4 separate regions of the Homo sapiens genome follow, and all the other regions are linked to region 1. Evidence: chromatin contacts called from ENCODE Hi-C or POLR2A ChIA-PET data. All regions are on one chromosome and are shown on one strand. The core of a region is the stretch at or near the end of the contact, and the rest is flanking DNA. Distances in the headings are between cores, read along the strand shown.

Evidence for each region. Hi-C counts contacts between places; a loop is a spot of excess contacts on that map. ChIA-PET counts read pairs that join two places held with the same protein, here RNA polymerase II (POLR2A). Pooled maps may share reads with other maps.
Region 2: a loop to region 1 is called in a pooled map, with 4 times the contacts of the local background. The contact joins the promoter of DISP2 here to the promoter of RMDN3 in region 1. A Hi-C loop is called at or near these places in 4 of 50 pooled maps. POLR2A ChIA-PET finds 5 or more read pairs at or near these places in 2 of 52 experiments (B cell and WTC11).
Region 3: a loop to region 1 is called in a map of ascending aorta, with 4 times the contacts of the local background. The contact joins the promoter of CHP1 here to the promoter of RMDN3 in region 1. A Hi-C loop is called at or near these places in 2 of 168 maps with a recorded cell type or tissue (ascending aorta and naive thymus-derived CD4-positive, alpha-beta T cell), 3 of 37 single-sample maps with no recorded cell type and 13 of 50 pooled maps. POLR2A ChIA-PET finds 5 or more read pairs at or near these places in 4 of 52 experiments (AG04450, GM12878, MCF 10A and 1 more).
Region 4: a map of gastrocnemius medialis shows a loop between it and region 1 (2.2-fold over the local background). The contact joins the promoter of INO80-AS1 here to the promoter of RMDN3 in region 1. A Hi-C loop is called at or near these places in 1 of 168 maps with a recorded cell type or tissue (gastrocnemius medialis) and 3 of 50 pooled maps. POLR2A ChIA-PET finds 5 or more read pairs at or near these places in 5 of 52 experiments (A673, IMR-90, OCI-LY7 and 1 more).

The regions. Positions count from the first base shown.
Region 1 is chr15:40,754,001-40,756,903 of GRCh38, reverse strand. It overlaps RMDN3 (regulator of microtubule dynamics 3), which reads left to right and starts at 1,650. Exons shown (of 13, transcript NM_018145.3): 1 at 1,650-1,821; 2 at 2,114-2,307. The coding sequence starts at 2,121. RefSeq lists enhancers at 1,190-1,299, 1,390-1,509, 1,720-1,929 and a silencer at 2,045-2,259.
Region 2 is chr15:40,356,736-40,359,489 of GRCh38, reverse strand. It overlaps DISP2 (dispatched RND transporter family member 2), which reads right to left and starts at 1,271. Exons shown (of 8, transcript NM_033510.3): 1 at 1,050-1,271. The coding sequence starts at 1,168. RefSeq lists a silencer at 1,091-1,350.
Region 3 is chr15:41,229,480-41,232,524 of GRCh38, reverse strand. It overlaps CHP1 (calcineurin like EF-hand protein 1), which reads right to left and starts at 1,257. Exons shown (of 7, transcript NM_007236.5): 1 at 1,076-1,257. The coding sequence starts at 1,142. It overlaps EXD1 (exonuclease 3'-5' domain containing 1), which reads left to right and starts at 1,768. Exons shown (of 12, transcript NM_001286441.2): 1 at 1,768-2,046. RefSeq lists enhancers at 1,414-1,473, 1,494-1,563 and a silencer at 1,684-1,743.
Region 4 is chr15:41,015,074-41,018,231 of GRCh38, reverse strand. It overlaps INO80-AS1 (INO80 antisense RNA 1), which reads right to left and starts at 1,432. Exons shown (of 5, transcript NR_170322.1): 1 at 1,397-1,432. INO80 (INO80 complex ATPase subunit) reads left to right here. Exons shown (of 36, transcript NM_017553.3): 27 at 2,017-2,144.

The DNA of each region.
Region 1 (2,903 bases), core at 401-2,900:
AATCAGGAGTGAACCCCATCCTGGAAGAGTGGGCAGTCCAGTGGTGTAGACAGAGTAGAAAGCAAATAATCACAGAACAGAGTGTAATGGGTCTGGTGCGGTGGCTCACGCCTGTAATCCCAGCACTTTGGGAGACTGAGGCAAGCAGATTACTTGAGGTGAGGAGTTCGAGACCAGCCTGACCAACATGTAGAAATCCGGTATCTACTGAAAATACAAAAAGTAGCCAGGCGTGGGGGTGCAAGCCTGTAATTCCAGCTACTCCGGAGGCTGAGGCAGGAGAATTGCTTGAACCCAGGGGCGGGGGAGGAGGTTGCAGTGAGCCGAGATCGCACCACTGCATTCCAGCATGGGCGAAAAGAGCGAAACTCCGTCTAAAAAAAAAAAAAAAGTATAATGGAGGCAATAGAGCCACAGGAGCAAAGCAGGGTGAAAAGCTTAATTTCACCAAGGTGGTGATCTGGGAAGGTTTCCAGAGGAAATTTTTATTTCCTCCAAAATAAAGTGTATATATATATATATACTTTATATATATATAAATATATTTTTTGTTGTTGTTGTTTTTGTTTATTTGTTTTGAGAGGAGGCCTCACTCTGTTGCCCAAGCTGGAGTACAGTGGCGAGATCTCGGCTCACTGCAACCTCTGCCTCCTGGGTTCAAGCAATTCTCCTGCCTCAGCCTCCCGAGTAGCTGGGATTACAGGCGTGCACCACCATGCCCAGCTAATTTTTGTACTTTTAGTAGAGACGGAGTTTCGCCAGGTTGGCCTGGGTGGCCTCGATATCCTGACTTCTGTTGCCCAGAGTGATCATGGCTCACTGCAGCCTCGACGACCTGGGCTCAAGTGATCCTCCCATCTCAGCCCCCAGAGTATCTGTGACTACAGTCACGTGCCACCACGGCCGGCCTCCTGTATTCTTATATGTATACAATATCTCACAATTAAAGGGTAAATAAATATAAGATCTAGTCAAGGGTATTGGGAGGACTGGCCTAGATATTTCTTTCACTAAACTAAATTTTAACTCTTAAGAAATGTTCACAATAAAATTGTTATCATAGTCCATAAAATCGGTCTTTTTAGTTGCCACAATTATAAGAAGTTGCATACAATTACAAGAGTAAAACAGAATTATAAGACAGCACGTTAGGTTTAAGATTTATGGCCGGGTGCGGCGGCTCACGCACTTTGGGAGCCCGAGGCGGGCGGATCGCACTTTGAGAGACCAGGAGAGCGGGACCCAGTCTCTACAAAATAAAAATAAAAATAAAATGTGGGGAGAGCGTGACGTTTTCCAGGTACAGAGGGGAGGTCCAGGCAGAAGCGCAGGTAGAAAGTGTGAATATGCTGAGCGTATTCCGGGAGCAGCAAGTTAAGCCGGTGTGACCGGAGGGAAATGGAGGCCTGGCTGCCGGACGGTGAGGGTGACTGCGCGAGCGTCCGCCCAAGAAGTCTCCCTGCCTTCCCGCCTTTCCCCTGTCTTGGGCCCCTTCTTGCTTTCCTTTCGCGCTCTGTGCTGACTCCGCCCCTCCGGCGGCGCCCGTGGCCCCGCCCCTGAGGGAAACAGACAAGGGGCGGGGCCGGCGCGGTCATCTCTCTGCGCCTTCCCGCAGGGCGCCGAGCACCTGGCGCCGCCTGCCTGACGTCACGGTCACTGACAGCGTGAGCCCGCGGCGGCTGCTGCCATGGTGGCTGGCGGCCGGGTAAGGGTCTGAGTGGATCTCCTGCCAGGCCAGAGCGCCTTCGGGGGCCGCGGCGGAAGGCCAGGAGTTTGCAGCCAGGGCGCCGGGTTTGTGGTCTGCAGTGTCGTGAGGCTGAGGTGGGGGTTGAAGGCCCAGAAGCCGGACTCTGTGACCCGGGTCGGGGGGTGTACTGGAGGGGCGGCTACGTCCAGGCTGGGTGAGAAGAGAGGCAGTGGGGCCCAGGAGGCTGGAGGAAGCCTTAGGGTTCAGACTGGGGTGCACGTAGTCGAGAGCTCAGGGTTTGGGCAAGGGGATACCTGCCGGGGTTCAGCCTTGAGGGTGGGTTTACCGGGTTCACGAATCTCTCTCTCTCCTTACCCCCGCCCGCCCGCCCGCCTGCCTGCTCCCGGTGACTTCTGCTGGCCGCAGGTGCAGCATGTCTAGACTGGGAGCCCTGGGTGGTGCCCGTGCCGGGCTGGGACTGTTGCTGGGTACCGCCGCCGGCCTTGGATTCCTGTGCCTCCTTTACAGCCAGCGATGGAAACGGACCCAGCGTCATGGCCGCAGCCAGAGCCTGCCCAACTCCCTGGACTATACGCAGACTTCAGATCCCGGACGCCACGGTAGGAGCCCGTCTCCTGAGACCGCGGTCACTGCAGACTAATGGGCCTGAGGTCTGGGCTGCTTTCGGTGGAGACTGTGGGACAGGGTAACGGAGAGAAGTGCTTTAGGGTTTCACTTTTTTGGAAGCTTGTTGAAAAAGCAGTCGTCGGGCTGGGCGCGGTGGCTCACGCCTGTAATCCCAGCACTTTGGGAGGCCGAGGCGGGCGGATCACCTGAGGTCAGGAGTTCAAGACCAGCCTGGCCAACGTTCAACCAGATGTCAACATGGTGAAACCCCATCTCTACTAAAAATACAAAAATTAGCCGGGCGTGGTGGCGCGGCCTGTAGTCCCAGCTACTGGGGAGGCTGAGGCACGAGAATCGCTTGAACCTGGTAGGCGGAGGCCGCAGTGAGCTGAGGTTGCGCCACTGCACTCCAGCCTGGGTGACAGAGTGGGACTCTGTCTCAAAAAAAAAAAAAAAAAAAAAGCAGTCGTGGTTTTCTCTACTCTTTCGCCTGTACTCACAAGAAAGTATATTTCAAAAAGACTGTTTAACTTTCACTTTTAGTTCTGGCCACAATAGTGCTATGTGGGTATTAAAGGCACTTGCTTAG
Region 2 (2,754 bases), core at 22-2,521, 400 kb after region 1:
ACACCCATCCTGTGTCTCACCTTCTTGAAGGCTTTGTGACTTTCAGACTGAAGAGTGGCTAAATCTATCCAGGCTAATGTGTTAACAATAAAGGGAAGAAAGCATTTCTCTCTACTTGTGGGGCTTTCTCCCCCTCTGGGGTACAGAATGTACATTTTAACTGGGGTATTCTGGAGACGATGTGTCCACTTCTGCTATTGCTATCAAGGAATGCCTTTTATTTCAGTCCAGGCAGGAAAGAGGCAGTGTCATGTCAGAGGAGGGATTCTGGGGGCGGCAGAGCCAGGCAGGGCACAGAAATTGCGCCATATTGCTACCTAGCTGGGCTGTTCCCTCACACATATGGTGGAGGAAGGGAGAAGAGAGGTGCTGAGATCTGGGCCCTCAGCAGGAAGGTGTCCCTCCTGTCCCACCAGTATGGGGCTCCTCCAGGGGTGGTACAGGCCAGCAGCCTGAGCACCAAATCCTTCCCATCTTAGCGGCTCCAGCCAGTGTGGCTGCCACATGCAGGGACTGGAACCCACACGTGCACAGCTGGGGGTCATGCAGGGCAGGCAAGCGACTGATGGTGACAAAGACAGTCCCTGACGTGCCTGCCGAATGTCTGCCTTCCCCAGGACACCCGCCTTGGCGAGCCTCCCATCCGCGATTCACGCACACCTTCATGCACACTGGCACGCTGAAACCCGGACTGAGGTTACTGCGGGCTTGGGGCTTCCGGAGAAGACGCAGGGGCAGGGCCTAGAAGGAGGGGCCGGAGGAGCCAGGGAGTCCTGGCCTGAGAGGAGGGGTAGGAGCCGTGGGTGGGGCAGGTTCCCTAAGCGGGGAGGGCGATGGGGGCTGACACTAGGGGGTGTCAGGGAGCGAGGAAATTGACCCGGCAGGATGAGGGCGTGGCGAGGGGGGCCTGGAGCTTGGCGACCCCGGGAAGGGGCTCCGGGAGGGTCTGGGGAATGAATGGGGCAACATATGGCGGCTACTGGGGATACCTGGGGCGGGGAGGGTCTGGGAGGGTCTGTGATACGGATCTGCGGAGCTGTCCGCCCTACCTGTCCGGGGAGCCGCCGTCTGGGGCCAAGGGCTCCCCCTCGGGCCGTTGCTCCCCTTCCGGACCCGGGCCGGGAGCCGGACCGCTGCCGCCGCTGCTGCTGCTGCTGTCACCGTCCATGCCCGTGGGCGGCACCGCTGTCCGGGCGCTGGTGCTGAAGCCGCGGCGGCGGCGGCGGCGGCGGCGGTGGCGGCGGCAGCGGCGGCGGGGTGCTCGTGCGCATGCGTAGGCTCTGAGCGGGCCGGTCGCTGGGCGGGGCGAGGAGGAGCCCAGCCAATGGGCGCGGCGCCGCTGCCGGAGCGGAGCGCTCTGTCTCTAAGATCCCGGGGCTGCGGATGTGAGCGCCCCTCTGCTCCCGCCAGGCCAGAGAGCCGCTGTTAGGAGTCCGGCCGTGCAACCCTTCCTAGCGGCCTCGGCCTTCCCGTAAGGAACCAGAGAGCGCGACACATGCAGAGATCCTCACAAATCAAAACGCAGACCCTTCCAGCCGGATAGAGGGCGAGCTCCACGCCCGCACTTCACCACGCTGGACGCCCCGGGTCGAGGCGGGCGGCTTCAGGCCTGCGAGGTTCCCGGCTCGCTCAGCGCCCTCCTCCCCTCCCCAGTGGGGCGAGGCATCAGGTTGGGTCTTTCTTCCCATCCTTCTGGACTTCGACTTGGACCTGGGTGTGCACCCCTTAGATGCGGAGCCCTGACTCCGTTACTCAAGTGCGCAGTCTGGTGAAGGAGGTGGGGGAAGAAGAGAGGCGCTCAGATCATCCCCAGCTCCTTCTCTTTCTTTTTTAAAATTTAAAAGGTTTATAAAGCAAACAAATCACAGTAAGCTAAGGTTAATTTTTGATTCAGGGGCACATGTGCAGGTTTGTTATAAGGGTATATTGAGTGATCCCAGATCCTTTTTTATAGTCACCGCTGCCCCCCCACCCCACCTCAGCCTGGGAGGTGCCCAATAGCCACTGACTCCAGGGCACTGGGAGGTGCCCAATAGCCACTGACTCCAGTGCCACCTCCCCCACCAGGGAGTAGCTGTGAGTAGAGCACATTTGGGTATGATGGACTGTGGACAGGCCTGGCTAAGGGGTCTAGAACTAGAATAGATATTGGCAGTGTGAGAAGCCTGGGGGGCTGGGAGTGGAGAGGATCCTGGATGTGGGATTTGACTAGGCAGAAAGGGTTTTACAGCAAGCAGGCTGTTCAGGGCCTGGTTACTTGTGCAGGGAGAGGCCTTGGTTGAAGACATGGGGCTGAGGAGAGAGTCAGGAACACTTGGACTATAGGTATCCCTAAAATGTGTGCCAATGCCAGTCCGTGTAAGACACAGGTCATAAGAAATGGGGTGGAAGAATCTAGAGGTGTAGAAGTGTTGGGTCTGCCCTGAATAGCTTATAGTTTGGTTGGAGAGATAAAGGGCCAGCCCATAAATTGCTGCCAATAGGCAAGATATGGTGAGGCCCATGAGGTGGTTGAGAAGGGGACAGTATGCAAAAAGGAAGGACCTCTTTCTTCCTAATAGGCCTTAGAGAAGGCTTCTTGGAGATGGTGGGGCTTCAGCTGGCTTGGAAGAAAGGGTGGGCTTTGAAATGTGGAGGTAGGAGAGAGGGAAGGCCTTCCTGACCTGGGGTGGGGGCATTCTTCCTTACCTGTGCAAACAAAGGTAAGGGGGCTGGAAAGTTCAGTGTATTTTAAGGGAATGGTGAGAAACCATC
Region 3 (3,045 bases), core at 8-2,507, 480 kb before region 1:
AAAAAAATCAGTTCTGCAGGGCACGGTGGCTCACACCTGTAATCCCAGCACTTTGGGAGGCCGAGGTGGGTGGATCACTTGAGGTCAGGAGTTCGAGGCCAGCCGGGCCAACATAGTGAAACCCCATCTCTACCAAAAATACAAAAATTAGCCAAGCGTGGTGGCAGGCACCTGTACTCCCAGCTACCTGGGAGGCTGAGGCAGGAGAACTGCTTGAACCTGGGAGGCGGAAGTTGCAGTGTGCCGAGATCACGCCACTGCACTCCAGCCTGGTTGACAGAGGGAGACTCCGTTTCAAAAAAAAAAAAAAAAAAAATCAGTTCCTAGTACAAATTCACACGGAGATTTTTGGAGCACATCCAATTTCAATAGCGAATAAAAAAGTACACCAGCATAGTAGAAATCAATACATATATGAGATTAGGACAGCAAGTATCGTCGTGTAAGTAAAAAACTGGTGGTCACAGTATCCGTGTTTTTTCTCTAGAAGTTCAGATTGAAAGAAGTCTCACAATCCCAGACCCCTGATTGTTTAAAGGTCTCCAGGCATCGGGTCATGTCTCCCAAAGCCTTACTACACGGTCTTGCTTTCTGGGTGGTTTTCCCAATTTGTGACAAGAACTTGTTTGTAATTTCCCATAGTTGTCAGAGGTTTTAGGTCCTTACCCAGAAACGGATTTTCTACAGAATCCATCTCGAGTTCCTGAATTTGCTTCTCGGGCTTTACCTACTGTTCAGGATGCCTCTTCATAGGGAAGGGTGGTGCGAGGCAACAGAAAGGAAAGGAGTTCGGGGACTTTGATGGGCAGGGTGCAGAAAAGGGGGGCGTCGACGCTCTACGAGTGATCAAGAGTCCCGATTTTGAAGGGAAGGACAGCCCCACAGTAGCTAGAGCCCCGCTCCAGGAAGCTGCAGCTGGAAGAACAGGTCTTCCAGCTCTCGGTCCCCAAACCTGGAGGCTGCCCAGGACCCCCCAACCTCACAGGCACCCGAGCTCCAGACCTTAGCGACAGCCGCCCTTGGTTGTGAGGCCAGCCTGAGGCGCCCGGCGTTCCCACCCCCAACCCGAACTCACAGCCGGTCTCCTTCTTGATCTCCTCGAGCTCTTCGTCCCGCAGTAACGTGGAGGCCCGAGAACCCATCGCCGTGCCGGGAGCTCCTCCGGGAGCAGCGGCGCCAGAAGAGACGGCGACAGGAGGGAAGGAGGGAGGGAAGGAAGGGCTAGGGGTCAAGAAGGGAGAGGGCAGTGTTTCCACTGCGGACCCGGGAGGGAACCCAGGGGTGGTGCGCTGGGGAGGGCGGCCCCGAGGACCCGCCAATCAGGCGCGAGGCAGCGCCCGGCTCAGGAGCCAACGTCAGCGTTCGAGTTCCAGCCCCGAATGAATCAGCCCAGCTCCAGCCCAAGTCCTGCTGAAGACGGACCCCGCCCCCGGAACCGCAGCTGCCACCGGCCTTAAAGGGGCGATGCCACTCGGTCGCTAACGACGCAATTAAAAGGGCAACGTCATTGACCAACAGTTTTACAACAAACTAACCTGCGACAGGCAGCGTAGTCTACCTTTTCTCACAGGAATCGAACACTAGGAATCCTACTCGATAGGTGGCACGGATTGCGGAGAGAAACTTCGCGTGGGGGGGAACCCTAGGGTGTACCCTTCGGGGACTGCACGCGCTCTTCATCTTTCCTGGCTGCCGTCCTCCTCCCGGCCGCAGGGGGCGCTGGGGAGCCGGCCTCGGGGCCGCGTGCTGATTGGCTCCTCGGGAAACAGACGAGACTGGACGTTGGGCCGGGCGGGCGTCGCCTCTGCGGCGTGTGTCCCCGGCGTCGCGGACCTTTCTCCAGGTTTTCAGCCTGTGATTTGATAACCGCCGCCGGGTGGCGTGGAGCGTCCCGAGACTTCTTCCTTCATTGCAGCCCCTCTTCTTTTAGTTCTAGACTGAAGTTCGAGGAACGCACCACTTGGCTGAAATTAGGATCCAGATTTCCCAAACTTCCTTCGGAGGAAAAAGCCCTAACGATGGAGGACAGTGAATTCCTAGCTTATGGTCCGCCATTTATTTGAAGTTCCTTATTTTGTCTTAAAAATGAGAAATTTTGCATTTTATTCTCATGGTGTATTGTTTGTTTTGATTAAAAAGGTAGGCCTGGCACGGTGGCTCACGCCTGTAATCCCAGCACTTTGGGAGGCCGAGGTGGGCAGAACACCTGAGGTCGTGAGTTCGAGACCAGCCTGACCAATATGGAGAAACCCCATCTCTAATAAAAATACAAAATTATCCGGGTGTGGTGCCGCGTGCCTGTAATCCCAGCTACTCGGGAGGCTGAGGCAGGAGAATCGCTTGAACCCGGGAGGCGGAGGTTGCAGTGAGCCGAGATCGCGGCATTGCTCTCCAGCCTGGGTGACAGAGCAAGACTCCGTCTCAAAAAAAAAAAAAAAAAAAGGTAAAAGCCACCCGTTAAATTAGTGCCTACTCTCAGGTGAACCAGTTCTTACTGCTTCACCTGCCTTACCCCTTCACACCTGTTTGGTTAGAACACGTATAAGATAAGGAAGAACCGAATTCTGACTGCTGTTAGTACCCAAGTACCAGGATATTTTTGTCGTAGCAGGCTTTCCCAGGTCAACTTAAGTTACTAGTTTTAAGTGTTACCTAAGGCTTTACAGCTTAGCCTGAGGCCCCACACGTTCCCTGCAAGCTGAGGTTCTAGTTTGAAGAACTAGAGTTTTGTTTGTTTGTTGTTGTTGTTGTTGTTTGAGACGGAGTTTTTGCTCTTCTGCCCAGGCTGAAGTGCAAAGGCGCCATCTCAGCTCACCGAAACTTCCGCCTCCCGGGTTCAAGCGATTCTCCTGCCTCAGACTCCCTAGTAGCTGGGGTTACAGGCATGCGCCACCGTGTCCAGCTAATTTTGTATTTTTAGTAGAGACAGGGCTTCTCCATGTTGGTCAGGCTGGTCTCGAACTCCGTATCTCAGGTGATCTGCCCGCTTCAGCCTCCCAAAGTGCTGTGATTACAGGCGTGAGCCACCGCACCTGGCTTGTTTTG
Region 4 (3,158 bases), core at 183-2,682, 260 kb before region 1:
GTATATCTAAATGGAGAAAGAAGATAAGCAGGCTACAGAAATCTTACGAACTTAGCTTGCCCACCCTCACTCAAGGGCTGAAAAATATGTGGTCTTTTTTTTTTTCACCTTGTGCTTTTAATGAGAACGGAAAGAAGTATGTCTAAAGCTGATTGGTAGCTCTGTGGTGAATGTTTAGGAGCTATCAAAATTGAGAGACCTTAGGGAATTCAATTACTGGAGAAGGGTAATTGTGGTAAGAATAAAACCTTAAAAGTTGTTATGAAAGCTTTGCTGCCTGCTCAGACTTGGAATTTATACAGTACTCCTTGTCTGGTGCCAGGGAGAGGGCTTAGCAGTCAATTCTGTCCCAGCTGCAGTCATTTGATTGTGTTGGTAAGGAGACCAACAAAAAGAAGAGCATTTCAATAATCTAAACAGGACCAAACAAAGAGACTGAACAAAGGTGTGTGCCACAGCTTCAGGGAGCGGGTGGTGGAAGGAGACATGGCCTGGCAGCATTCTGAAGGTGGGAAATGGCAGGCTGCAGTGCAGAGGGAGTAAACAGCCAGGACCTGTGGCTTTGTAGCAAAAACAGAGTGGCTGATGATTTGTTATGGTGCTGTCAGCACATCCGTTCTTGTTCCTTGTATACAATAATTGTGCATTTGGCAAATTGTGGCAAGAACAGAGAATGACTGTTGAGAACTTTTGGATTGCTGTCAACGGTCAGACTGTGGTTCTGAAGAAAAGCCATAGGTTCAAACCCAGAAACTGAGGAGGAACATTGTGTTTTTCTTTTAGTTGTTAGTTGTCTATATAATATCTCCATTCTTTCTCTCTCCCTTTTTGTGTCCTATGGCCACTTCCACATATACTCTTACCCAACCCCTTAAACCTAAACTCTTCCCCTCTTAATGACAGCAATTGTTCAGGGCATGTTTATGGACCAGTCTGCAAACAGGAAACTCTACTTCCTGAATATGATAGGAGTTAAATGATACTAACTGGATAAGATGAAAATTTGTGAGTTAAGTGTTCTTTAAAGATCTGTTGCTGAAATGCTTTTCTTGTGAGAAGAGGAAAGAGAAAGCACAAGTTAGTGAGTGAGAGGAGCTTCACTGCAGAGAAACTCAAAGTCAGTCTTTCTGAAAAGCCCTGCTTTCTTTATTGAATTAACATACAACTAGGGTTAACGACATTTACCAGTCAACCTATTTGCAGTCCTCCAAGAGAGCTAGTTTTGGGTTTAAAAAAAAAAAAGGGTAGGGGGGCTGGGTACCATGGCTCAGCACTTTAGGAGGCTGAGCTGGGAGGATCCCTTGAGCCCAGGAGTTCAAGACCAGCCTAGGCAATATGGCAATACCCTGTTTCTACAAAAAAAGAGAAACAAAATTAACTGGGTGTGATAGCTCACTTGTAGTCCAAGCTACTCAGGAGGCTGAGATGGGAGGATCACTTGAGCCCAGGAGGTCGAGGCTGCCATGAGCTGTCATTGCGCTGCTGCATTCCAGCCTGGGTGACAGAGTGGAACCCTGTCTTGAAAAAGGGAAAAAAAAGAGAGAGGTTATAAATCTCTTTGTTTACTTTTCTCCAAAGGCAGGTAGGATACGTTCTCAATGCTTTCAGAACTAGCAGAAACAGATATCTAGAGATAGGATGAACAAAGAAAAAACAAAATTTTCAGGTCACTTAACAGCAGATTGACATAGATGTCACCCATAGATGTCCATGTATACCTGGTGTCCTCTGAGTAAGGATGTGGAGCAGGGATGCTTTTAAGTGCCTTAAGAGCACATGTCTGATTGGGAGTGATCAGGGAATCTGCACTTCCCCCTTTGGGGATGTTTTTTCCCAGGGCACTCCTGGAGTCGTGATATTTTCAGGGCGTTGCATTCTCCCTTTAGAGCACTTTTCTGATCTCATGATGACAAGCATCTTGGTTTTAGTGATTGTGGTTGCATACAGCTTTGCATTGAGTGATTTTGTCGCTTCAATTAAATACAGTTCCCCCTCACCCCCTTTTCTTCTCCCCAGGCAAGGAGAGCCTCATCACTGACAGTGGAAAGCTGTATGCCCTTGATGTCCTGCTGACTCGGCTCAAGTCTCAAGGGCATAGGGTCCTTATCTACTCCCAGATGACCAGGATGATAGACCTACTGGAGGTAGGAGAGGGAATCTTGGGGACCTAGGATACCTTGACATTTAATTTGTAGGAATCAGATGTCCATGACTAATGTTAGTCCTGCTTAATGGGAGCCCCAAAACTCCCTTTTGTCTTTTTTCTTTTTCCTTTTTTTTTTTTTTTGAGACAGAGTCTCACTCTATCACCCAGGCTGGAGTGCAGTGATGCGATCTCGGCTCTGCAACCTCTGCCTTCCAGGTTCAAGGAATTCTTCTGCTCCAGTCTCCCGAGTAGCTGGGATTACAGGCGTGCACCACCACACTCAGCTCTTTTTTTTTTTTTTTTTTTTTTTTAAGTAGAGATGGGGTTTCGCCATGTTAGCCAGGCTGGTCTTGAACTCCTGGCCTCAAGTGATCCACCCACCTCAGCCTCTCAAAGAGTTGGGATTACAGGCATGAGCCACCACACGCAGCCCCCAAAACTCCTTTTTTTGATTTTACAATCTATAAAGGGAGCAGAGTTAGCTCCTGGCATGGGGAGTATGTGAAGGACTTCTGCCCCCTGCCCTACACCAGTGAAATAGAACACCCCTTACATCCTTTTACTAGGGAAGACATTTCTTAATTTTAAAGTAGGTCACAGCCTAGGAATCTAAAATTATGTATGGAAAACAAGATTTAGGATTAGTTCTCTGCGTAAAAAAGCAGAGAACAGCTATTCAACCTGAGTTAATATAGTGATTCTCAACTTGACTACATATCGCAATCACCTGAGAAGCTTTAAAAAAATATGGATTTCTAGTCCTATTTCCAGAGATTCTTATTTATTACATTTGAAATGAGGCCTGGGCATCAGGATATTTAAAAGGTCCTGGGGTGATTCTAATATGCAACCAGGCTTGACAGCTACTAAGTTAGTGGAAAAGATATGACTGTGCAAGGCAGCTTTTGTTTCTTTAATTGCTTCTTTGTTGAAGTTTTTCTTTTTCTTGTCTGAGTGGTGACTTATTTTTTAAGGGACAGGAGGTCACAGACCTAGAAACAGGAGAGTGAAA